Linked DNA regions of Homo sapiens: region 2 is linked to region 1. Evidence: read pairs that join two places in POLR2A ChIA-PET (ENCODE). Cell type or tissue: HepG2. All regions are shown on one strand.

Region 1 (5,000 bases):
TGTCCCCTGGTAGGCAACAGTGCCCCCAGTTGAGAACTACTAGTCTAGATTATGAGGCTGTATTTTAATCTATAAAGTGTAAGTGTCTGGCAAAATCAAAACACAGTGGATTTACTTATAATAAGATGGATAAGGGCATATATTAAAGAAGAGTAAAAAAGTTGAAAATCTAAAGCAATATAAGGTAAGTTTAGGTGTTCATTTTTTTTCTTTTCTAGAAAGGGGCGAAGGACAAAATCCATCCGAGTTCCCTTGAGATTACCATAATATGAAGGCATAATTCCTCCAAAGGTACACGTAAGATTTCAGGAACAGAATAATCCATAAAGCCTTCAAATCTGAAAAATAAAGTAATACTAAATACATATTATCAGAAATGTCACACAATACTGGTTTATGTGTTTTACATTTCCAGTGCTATGCCATACCTTTCTCTTGTGTACATTCGGAAACAGAAGCCATCTCTGACCCGCCCAGCTCTTCCCTGGCGCTGCAAAGCACTGGCTTTACTGACAAACGTCTCCACCAAAGAACTCATCTGACTGCTTTCATGGTACCTAAAGAAATGTTTTAGGAGAGAATATGTAGATAATTGACTTAAGTCAAAATTGGAAAAAGCTGGATTTGACTCTTACAACTAAGTTAAACACAGGCTTAAAAAATCCATTATTGTGGACCAATAGTTCTCAAATTATGCTTCATATTTAAATAATTTAGTAAACATTGCATACTAAATATACTACAAATTAAAAGTCTGGCAAAAGAAAAAAATTATTTAACTTATCCTTTCTCATACTAATCTGATCACAGAATCTTTTTTAAATTTAGTAGAATACCTATTAATTATGTGACGATAATTTTTGAAATATTTTGAGAAGTGTTACTGTGAACATTACAATTCAACATACCTTTCACGATACAGTTAAACCCTGAAAACATTTTCTCTAGAGGTACAATTCAAAGAATCAAGAATCTACTTTTTATTGAATGGTGGTACTCTCTTGCAAATATTGCTATGGTTTCCTAAAACAGGGGTAGTGTATCTAGATTATAGTAAATTACTAAAGGTGGTCTGTCCTATTTATTCAATATAAACATTATTTATACAGTAGTAATCTTTTTGTTGAAAATTCAGTTACAGTTACCTATTAGGTTCCAGTTACTGAACTAGGCACTTTCAGTTATGAAATTTTCATTTTGGCTGGGCGAGGTGGCTCACGCCTGTAATCCCAGCACTTTGGAAGGCCGAGGCAGGCAGATTGCCTGAGGTCAGGAGTTCGAGACCAGCCTGGCCAACATAGTGAAACCCTGTCTCTACTAAAAATACAAAAACATTAGCCGAGTGTGGTGGCATGTGCCTGTAATCCCAGCTACTCAGAAGGCTGAGGCAGGGGAACTGCTTGAACCAGGGAGGTGGAGGCTGCAGTGAGACTGTGCCACTGCACTCTAGCCTGGGTATCACAGCAAGACTCCGTCTCAAAAATAAAATAAAAGAAATTTTCATTTTACCCATTTACAAATGAAGAAACTGATTAGAGAGGTTATATGTTACATTACTTGCTCAAGAGATTTAAATTCAGCTCTTACTCCAAAAGCCATGTTTCTTTTTTAAATAATCACAAAGAATGCTTTTTGTTAAACAATTTATTTTACAAATAAAATATCTATAAAAATTTATGTTCTGAAAATTTTTCTCAGCACTTTTCTAAAAGTAGCAGTATACTGGTATTACTTATGGGAAAACCCATGAAATGAAATTCTGACATTTACTCTCAGATATTTTAAAGTTTCCTATAGTTTCTCTAAGGCTTTTGCTTTGGACAGAACTAGGACATTTAGGATTTTCCCTAAATAATTTTAGGATTTCTCCCAAGAATTCAAGAGCCCCAACCTCTTTCCAGGTTAAAAATGTTTTGATTTGGGAAATTTAAACTTACTTATTTTCTTTTGTTCTTCCAGTATCAATTACAAATACAACATCAGGAATAGTGATACCCGTCTCTGCAATATTGGTTGCTAAAACAATCTGAAAATAAACAAAAAGCTTAAAACATTTAGACTACTTTCATGAATGTATCATTATTTAAATTTCTTTAGTTTGAGCTGATGAAATTTAAAAACTGAATTTCAATTTCAGTCACAAAAATTTACAATCTATTTGCTATTACTGTGTAATTTTAATTTACTCTAGTTTTGTCAGCTTAGCTTACTAATTAGACTAAATCTAAAATACAGATTTTTATTCCAACAAAAATACCACTCCCCTAATTCTAGTCAATCTCTTAAAAATGATATAAGTAGGGCTGGGTGCGGTGGCTCACGCCTGTAATCCCAGCACTTTGGGAGGCCGAGGCGGGAGGATCATCTGTGGTCAAGAGTTTGAGACCAGCCTGACCAACATGGCAAAATCCTGTCTCTACTAAAAATACAAAAATTAGCCAGGCTTTGTGGCAGGTGCCTGTAATCCCAGCTACTCAGGAGGCTGAGGCAGCAGAATCGCTTGAACCCAGGAGGCGGAGGTTGCAGTGAGCCGAGATTGTGCCACTGCACTCCAGCCTGGGCAACAAGGCTGGAGTGTTGTTTTGAAACTCGGTCTCAAAACAAAAAAACATAAGTAGAATGGGGAACTGGGTAGAGAATGGAGACAGCTTAGCACAACCCTTCACTATTATTAGGAAAAAAAAATCACATTAATGAGAACTAGGTTGTTGTCCTGGCTCTGTTACTTATTAGCTTTGTGACCTACCCAATGGTTTATGTACAATAAAAATCATCAGAGAAGATCTGCCTAGAGAACAACAAGAATACTCCCAGGATTTAAATATCCAATCTCCTTTGTGATGCCTTCTTGGGAAAAAGTTGTGACTTTTTTTCCTCAACAGGCAACATCCATACTATGTTTTTCAACTAGCACTCCCTCAATGAAGTCTTCTCCCTTAAATAGCACATAATGTAAATATTCAAATGCTTGAATTGTAACATTGGGTTCACTTCTGATGATGGCAAGGTGCAGAACACTTGGAGTTGGCAATGCGCTATAAGGCACTTAATGTTAACAACTGTCTTTGATGATAAAAAGTTATACGGCCATCATAAAATACTCTCAGGTGGATCACATATAAATTTGCTGTACTAAATTTTACCTTCCTGACTCCTGGAGGGGGAAGTGTGAATGCTGCAGCTTGATCTTGGGTTGAAAGAATAGAATGCAGAGCTATCACTTTATATCTGAAAGTTAAAATCATAGTTCTTAGCAAGAGTTTCTCTTTAGAAGACACTGCAAAGAATAACAAAATTTATTTGCATATAGCAAGCAACTTTAAGATTTTTTACTATGAAAAAATTTAAACATACACAAGTGTTTACAGAATTGTACAATGAAACCTCATATACATGCATCACAAAGAATATAAACAAATTATGCGAATAGGATTAAATTTTTTTAATGTTCTTTCTAATGTTGAAGTGGTTTATATGGTTTACTACAGTAGTAATAAACTCTATCAAAACATATAGTAAACAGCTGATTAAATATATATGGATGATAAACTGCAGCTTGGTTGGAGTTTTGCACGATTTAGCGGGTTGGCAGGAGTCACCATCTTACTTTTTAACCACAGGATTCCCTCTGCTTAATCTTAAGAAGATGAAGGCTGGCCAAGTGCGGTGGCTCAGGCCTGTAATCCCAGCACTTTGGGAGGCTGAGATGGGCAGATCATCTAAGGTCAGGAGTTTGAGACCGGCCTGGTCAACATGGTAAAACCCCATCTCTACTAAAAATATAAAAATTAGCTGGGCGTGGTGGCATGCGGCTGTAGTCCCAGCTACTTGGGGAGGTTGAGGCAGGAGAATCACTTGAACCCGGAGGCAGAGGTTGCAGTAAGCTGAGATTGCGCTATCGCACTCCAGCCTGGCCGACAGAGCAAGACTCTGCCTCAAAAAAAAAAAAAAAAAAAGATGAAGGCTACAGGCAGTGGCTCACGCCTGTAATCCTGGCACTTTGGTAGGCCATGGTGAGAAGTTCCCTTTAGCCCAAGAGTTTGAGGCCAGCCTGGGCAACAGGGGGAGACCTTGTCTCTATGAAAAAAATTTTTTAAATTAGCTGGGCGTAGTGGTGCACAACTTGTGGTCCCAGCTGCTCAGGAGGCTGAGGTGGGAGGATTGTTTGAGCCCAGGAGTTTGAGGCTAAAGGTGCAATCGTGCCACTACACTCCATCCTGGGCAACAGAGAGAGAATCTGTCTCAAAAATAAAATAAAATGGAATAAATGCAGAATATAGTACCTAAAAATTTTTAGTAGATAACATGTTATAATGGAAGTGTTTAAAGAAAAAAATCTTACTTCCCCATAGGTAATTTTAACCCATGGTGAAAAGACTTTGAAAACTCTGATCAAGGGTTTTAATGTACCAAATATTTTCCTATTTTAAAACTACCAGGAATATAATGAAGATGAGTAGTTACCGTTCAGAATAAAATCTTCTATCATTTGATAGAAGATCATACAACTGCTGAATATGAGCAAGTCCTGGTAAAAAGATCAATACTGCTCCTTCAATATTTCTGAATTGGGGACTTTTATCTGAAATTTTTAAAAAGATACAATATTCAAAATAAGAAGATAAGGAACAGCATATAAAATATTAATAAAACATCTCCAGCTAGTAGAAATGTTTTATCAAATCAAATGGAGACCCATTAGAAATAGAAATATACCTAAGTATGCAAGAAGTTCCAAAATGAGATCCAGGTTGATTTTATGAGGATTCATGTATAGAATAGCATGCTGAGTGCGGCTGCTGTACTTTTGGTAAAATGGATTTAAATCAGCATGTGCTCCAGTCTGAACTGGGATGTATTCCTAAAAGAAATCCAACCAGAGGGAGGTGAATAAAAATATTAAGTATTTTTGTAAGACAAAGAAGGAAAAAAGGCGGTATTTGCATTCATTCAAATCTATATTTTTCTCATTGTCACCATTACTATTTTGTTAAAATACA
Region 2 (5,000 bases), 52 kb after region 1:
TCACAAAAAATTTTCTTCCAAATAGTAGTATCATGCCTTTAGAGAAAGCATTAAATGTTTGTTAAAGGTAACTCATGTTAATGTCTAATGATGTTTTAATTTACAGTTTTAAAGAAAATATATTTAATAGTTATGTTAATGTGAATTTTAAGATAATTTTAAACCGTCAAAGAAAAATGAAATACAAATGCAGTAAAGTATTCAGTTTTACTAGTTATAAAGTTAAGGTATTCCGGGCTTCAGCCAGTTGTTGTTTGTAACATTCATCTATTTAAAACATGACTTTCTGTTAATGGTATAGAGCAGTATTTTATGATGTTGCCCTTAAAGTAAAAGTGGATACTGCAGAATTCATTCCAAACTATTTACTTTTCAGGAAACGTTTTGATGGTAAATTACAATCAGAATCAACTAATAATGGAAAAAATAAGAGAGATGTAGATTTCGAAGGTACAGATGAACCCATTTTTGGAAAGAAGCCCAGGATAGAAGAGTCAATAACTGAAGACTTAAGGTAATATTTCCAAAGTCCTAAATGTTAGTAACTCATAATTCAGGTGGTTACATGAGGTTTTAAAAATTGTCTCCATGTTGCTACTTAGATATATGCCCGTATTAGAGAAATGAAGATATTCTTTCTATTTTTACACAGGCATGTAAATGTAGAACACTTACCTAAGTTTGGGGAGTTGGAAAGCAATATGGAAAATACTCATCTTTTAATACTTTAGAATCCAGTTTTGAGAAAAAAGTCTTAAAACCTGATTAAAAAAAATACGTTTTCTTTATTTGTAATGCCTCAGGAGGAGGATAACTGGAAGAGTGGAATAAAAGGAAAAAATAAAGCTAACTCAGTGGAAGGAATAAGTGGGAAGGAACATTAGAGCGAATTAGATTTTCATTGTTGCATGTGGAGTAGAGTGGCTGTGCATCTCAAGACTCCTGCTATGGGTATCTGTGGCTGGAATCGCTGGTATTTATCTGATTTTGGAAGCTGGAGCTTTCTAAAAGTTGATGCCAGTACCCTTGGTTGACCTGTTTTGTATTGTGGTAATGATCTTTACAACTTTGCTCCTCCCTTCTAATGTTCCATATTTGAACTTGGCACTACCATGAAGAGTTTACAATTTCTGTGATTTTTTTTTAAAACCAGTTAACTTTTGTTACAGTTAGTAAAATTATCTCCTATAAATGGTGATAGATGTGTCACTGGAATATTTAAGATGCACCATTTTCCCAGGCTACTATAATAAGTTACAAAATAATATTTGTAGTTTAAAGTCATTGTTACTTGTTTGTAACTTTTGAGTTTGTCCAAAGTAATATTATTGACTTAAATCTCAGAAGTACGATAAGTAAGATAATAATCTAGCACAGAAATACATCTATTTTTCTTCAGTTTATCCAGTTTTGCCTTTTCAGAGTCTTAACAGAGGACCTAGATAGCATAATGTAGGATTTTGATGAGAATAAGGAACTTTTTTTTTTTGAGACATTGTCTCACTCTGTCACCCAGGCTGGAGTGCAGTGGTGTGATCACAGCTCACTGCCATCTCAGCCTCCCCAGGGTCAGGTGATTCTCCTGCCTCAATGTCTTGAGTAGCTGGGACTACAGGCGCGTGCCACCACGTATGCTAATTTTTGAGTTTTTTTGTAGTGAGTTTCTGCCGTATTGCCCAAGCTGGTCTTGAACTCCTGGGCTCAAGTGATCCACCCACTTCAGCCTCCCAAAGTGTTGGGATTACAGGTGTGAGCCACTGTGCCTGGCCAGGAACACTTCTATAAATAATAGCAACAAATGAATTGGGCTAGTTTACTTTATACTTTCTATTGTGTAATGGTTTATAACCAGCTTATGTTTTGAAGTGGTGACAGTGCTTGGTAGAGGCACTTTTTATTCAAAATAGTTATTGGAACTAAGCTGACATAATTATTTGAATAATCACTCGGCAGTCTGTTCTGTATCTGTAATAAAAGATGTTAACTGGTCATTTTTAATTTTCAGCATATATTTGCATAATGTGAAAACATTTCTATGTATTCTTAATAGCCAAAGTTTTTCCTATTTGGAATACTGATGATTGGACAGTGTCATTTTCCTTAACAGTGCAATGTGAGGCTTATTATCAAATTATAGAAAAGTAATTTGTTTTTGTGTAACTTTAAACAATTCTTTTTAAGTTTGGCAGACCTGATGCCCAGAGTCAAGGTACAATCAGTTGAAACTGTTGAAGGGTGTACACATGAGGTAAGCACAAACAGCATACAGAAGGTTAGTGTTACAAATGGGATTTTTCTTTGGACTATCTAGTATGATGATCAGCAAACAGTTTAGCCATGAGGACCTTGGAAACAATAAATAGTTTCCATGGGGTACCTAGTGGAAGAGTTGGGGCTTTGTAATTAAACTTGGGTTCAGATCCTCCCCCAGCATTTTTCTTAACTATAATCTTGGGTAAATTTCTTATTTTAACTTTTTTTTTTTTTTTTTTTTTTTTTTTTTTTTTTTTTTTTAAGGCAGAGGTTCGCTGTTGTCGACCAGGCTGGAGTGCAATGGCGCAATCTCGGCTTACTGCAACCTCCGCCTCCCGGGTTCAAGCAATTCTCCTGCCTCAGCCTCCTGGGTAGCTGGGATTACAGGCGTGCGCCACCATGCCCGGCTAATTTTTGTATTTTTAGTAGAGATGGGGTTTCACTATGTTGGCCAGGCTGGTCTCAAACTCCTGACCTCGTGATCCACCTGCCTCAGCCTACCAAAGTGCTGGGATTACAGGCATGAGCCACTGCGCCGGGCCAATCTTGGGTAAATTTCTTAACCTCTTTGTTTATTTAAAAACATTGTTTTTTTGTAGTTTTTAAATTTGCAATAAAGGGATCTACCTTGTGGTGTGGTTGTGAGGATTATAGAAGTAAATTAGGTAAAGTACCTAGCACAGAGTAGGTGTTTAGAGCATTCATACTCCTAAAGTTAAGTAACAGTGCTATTTTTGAAGGTTACATGCTATTTCATGTCTTGCTCCAATGACTGATAAATTGCAGTTTCTTTGTTCTGCCACAAGATGGTGGTCAGAGATAGCTTGTATCCATTTAGAAGTGAGAATTTATACACATTAGGGACATGATGGAACTATAACACTATTTCCTTCTCAAAATTTTTTATTATAAACATTATAGCAAGTTATTTTTAGAGGTAATTGGAGAATCTCATTAAAAGTCTGTTGAATAAGCAGAGTAATCCAAATTAACAAAAAGACTTTCAATGTAGGTTTAGAACCTTATCTTTTTTTTTTTTAACTTCAGATTCAGGAGGTGGTACATATGCAAGTTTGATTTTTTCAGGAGGTGGTACATATATGCAAGTGTTGTTTTTTTGGGGGGGTTTTTTTTTGTTTTTTTTTTTTTTAAGAGTCTCACTATGTCATCCAGGCTGGAGTGCAGTGATGTGATCTCGGCTCACTGCAACCTCCACGTCCCAGGCTCAAGCAATCCTTCTGTCTCAGCCTCCCAAGCAGCTGGGATTACAGGTGCGTGCCACCACGCTTGGCTAATTTTTTTTTTTTAATTTTTTTTTTTATTTTTAGTAGAGACTGGGTTTCACCATGTTGGTCAGGCTGGTCTCAAACTCCTGACTTCAAGTGATCCAGCCATCTTGGCCTCCCAAAGTGCTGGGATTACAGGCATGAGGCACTGTGCCTAGCCATGTGCAGGTTTGTTACATGGGTATATCGTGTAATGCTGAGGTTTGGGCTTCAGTTGAACCCGTCACCCAAATAGTGAACATACTACCCAGTAGGTATTAAATAGTTTTTCAACCCTTTCCCACTTCACTTCCTGCTGTTGGAGTCCTCAGTGTCTGTTGTTCTTATCTTTATGTCCATGTGTACCCTATGTTTAGCTCTCACTAAACGTAGTGAGAATATGCGGTATTTGATTTTCTGTTTCTGCGTTAAATCAGGATGATGGCCTCCAGCTGCATCCATGTTACTGCAAAGGACATGATTTCTAGAAATTTATCTTTTAAAATATTTTTCTACTGAAAGTCTCTTATGTTTCTTTAGAGGTAGTACATAGTGTCTGACAGGTGTGATGTCCATTTGATTATTCAAGATATGTTAGACCCTATTCAGTTATCTGGGCTTATAAAAGATGGAAAAACATAAACATGGCTGGGCACAGTGGCTCACGTCTATAATCCCAGCACTTTGGGAGGGCGAGGCAGGCGGATTGCCTGAGGTCAGGAGTTTGAGACCAGTCTGGCCAGCATGGTGAAACCCCGTCTCTACTAAAAATACAAAAAAAATTAACCAGGCATGGTGGCATGTGCCTGTAATCCCAGCTACTCAGGAGGCTGAGGCAGGGGAATTGCTTGAACCAGGGAGGTGGAGGTTGCAGTGAGCTGAGATCACGCCACTGTACTCCAGCCTGGGTGACAGAGTGAGACTCTGTCTCAAAAAAAGAAAAAAGAAAAGAAAAAAGAAATACAAACTCTATTCTCAGGAGGTCAAAAGCCCCTTCTGTGCTCCATGATTATCTTCAAGCCCACCTTTCTGTCACTTCTTCCCACTTTCTCAGCAGGGTGACTTTTCCTCTTCACAGGCTTGAGGATATCAAGTTGAAATGTCCTCTGATTATAACCTCCATCACCAAGGCTATTTGTACGTGTCACATTCCCCTTCCAGACTAAGGATGGTTGTTCTGCCAGTATTCTTGGTTGTGTCTTATCCTATCTCCACAAAGACTTTATTTATTTATTTTTAATTATTATACTTTAAGTTCTGGGGTACATGTGCAGAACATGCAGTTTTGTTACATGGGTATACACCTGCCATGGTGGTTTGCTGCACCCATCATCCTGTCAGCCTTCATTAGGTATTTCTCCTAATGCTATCCCTCCCCTAGCCCCCCACCTCTCTACAGGCCCCGGTTTGTGATGTTCCCTGCCCTGTGTCCATGTGTTCTCATTGTTCAACTCCCACTTACGAGTGAGAACATGGCAGTGT

What was found. Peaks named below come from ENCODE experiments on the same cell type or tissue, not always from the same donor. Only the 100,000 strongest peaks of a DNase experiment are listed, where the experiment ranks them.
Region 2: POLR2A ChIA-PET joins it to region 1 with 9 read pairs; 3 of 35 experiments call an interaction of 5 or more read pairs at or near these places.

What each region holds. Positions count from the first base shown.
Region 1 is chr5:55,270,150-55,275,149 of GRCh38, forward strand. DHX29 (DExH-box helicase 29) reads right to left here. Exons shown (of 27, transcript NM_019030.4): 15 at 4,717-4,861; 16 at 4,465-4,582; 17 at 3,144-3,228; 18 at 1,938-2,026; 19 at 429-557; 20 at 263-338. The region is part of intron 1 of CCNO-DT (CCNO divergent transcript); the gene reads left to right. Among named protein-coding and RNA genes, the nearest start is that of DHX29, 35 kb to the right of the region's middle. In HepG2, no CTCF peak of the experiment used is centred here; no DNase peak of the experiment used is centred here.
Region 2 is chr5:55,321,951-55,326,950 of GRCh38, forward strand. It overlaps MTREX (Mtr4 exosome RNA helicase), which reads left to right. Exons shown (of 27, transcript NM_015360.5): 2 at 377-514; 3 at 2,182-2,248. The region is part of intron 1 of LOC124900979 (a long non-coding RNA gene); the gene reads right to left. Among named protein-coding and RNA genes, the nearest start is that of MTREX, 16 kb to the left of the region's middle. In HepG2, a CTCF peak has its summit at 3,049 (motif pointing right); DNase peaks (open chromatin) are centred at 2,291 and 3,061.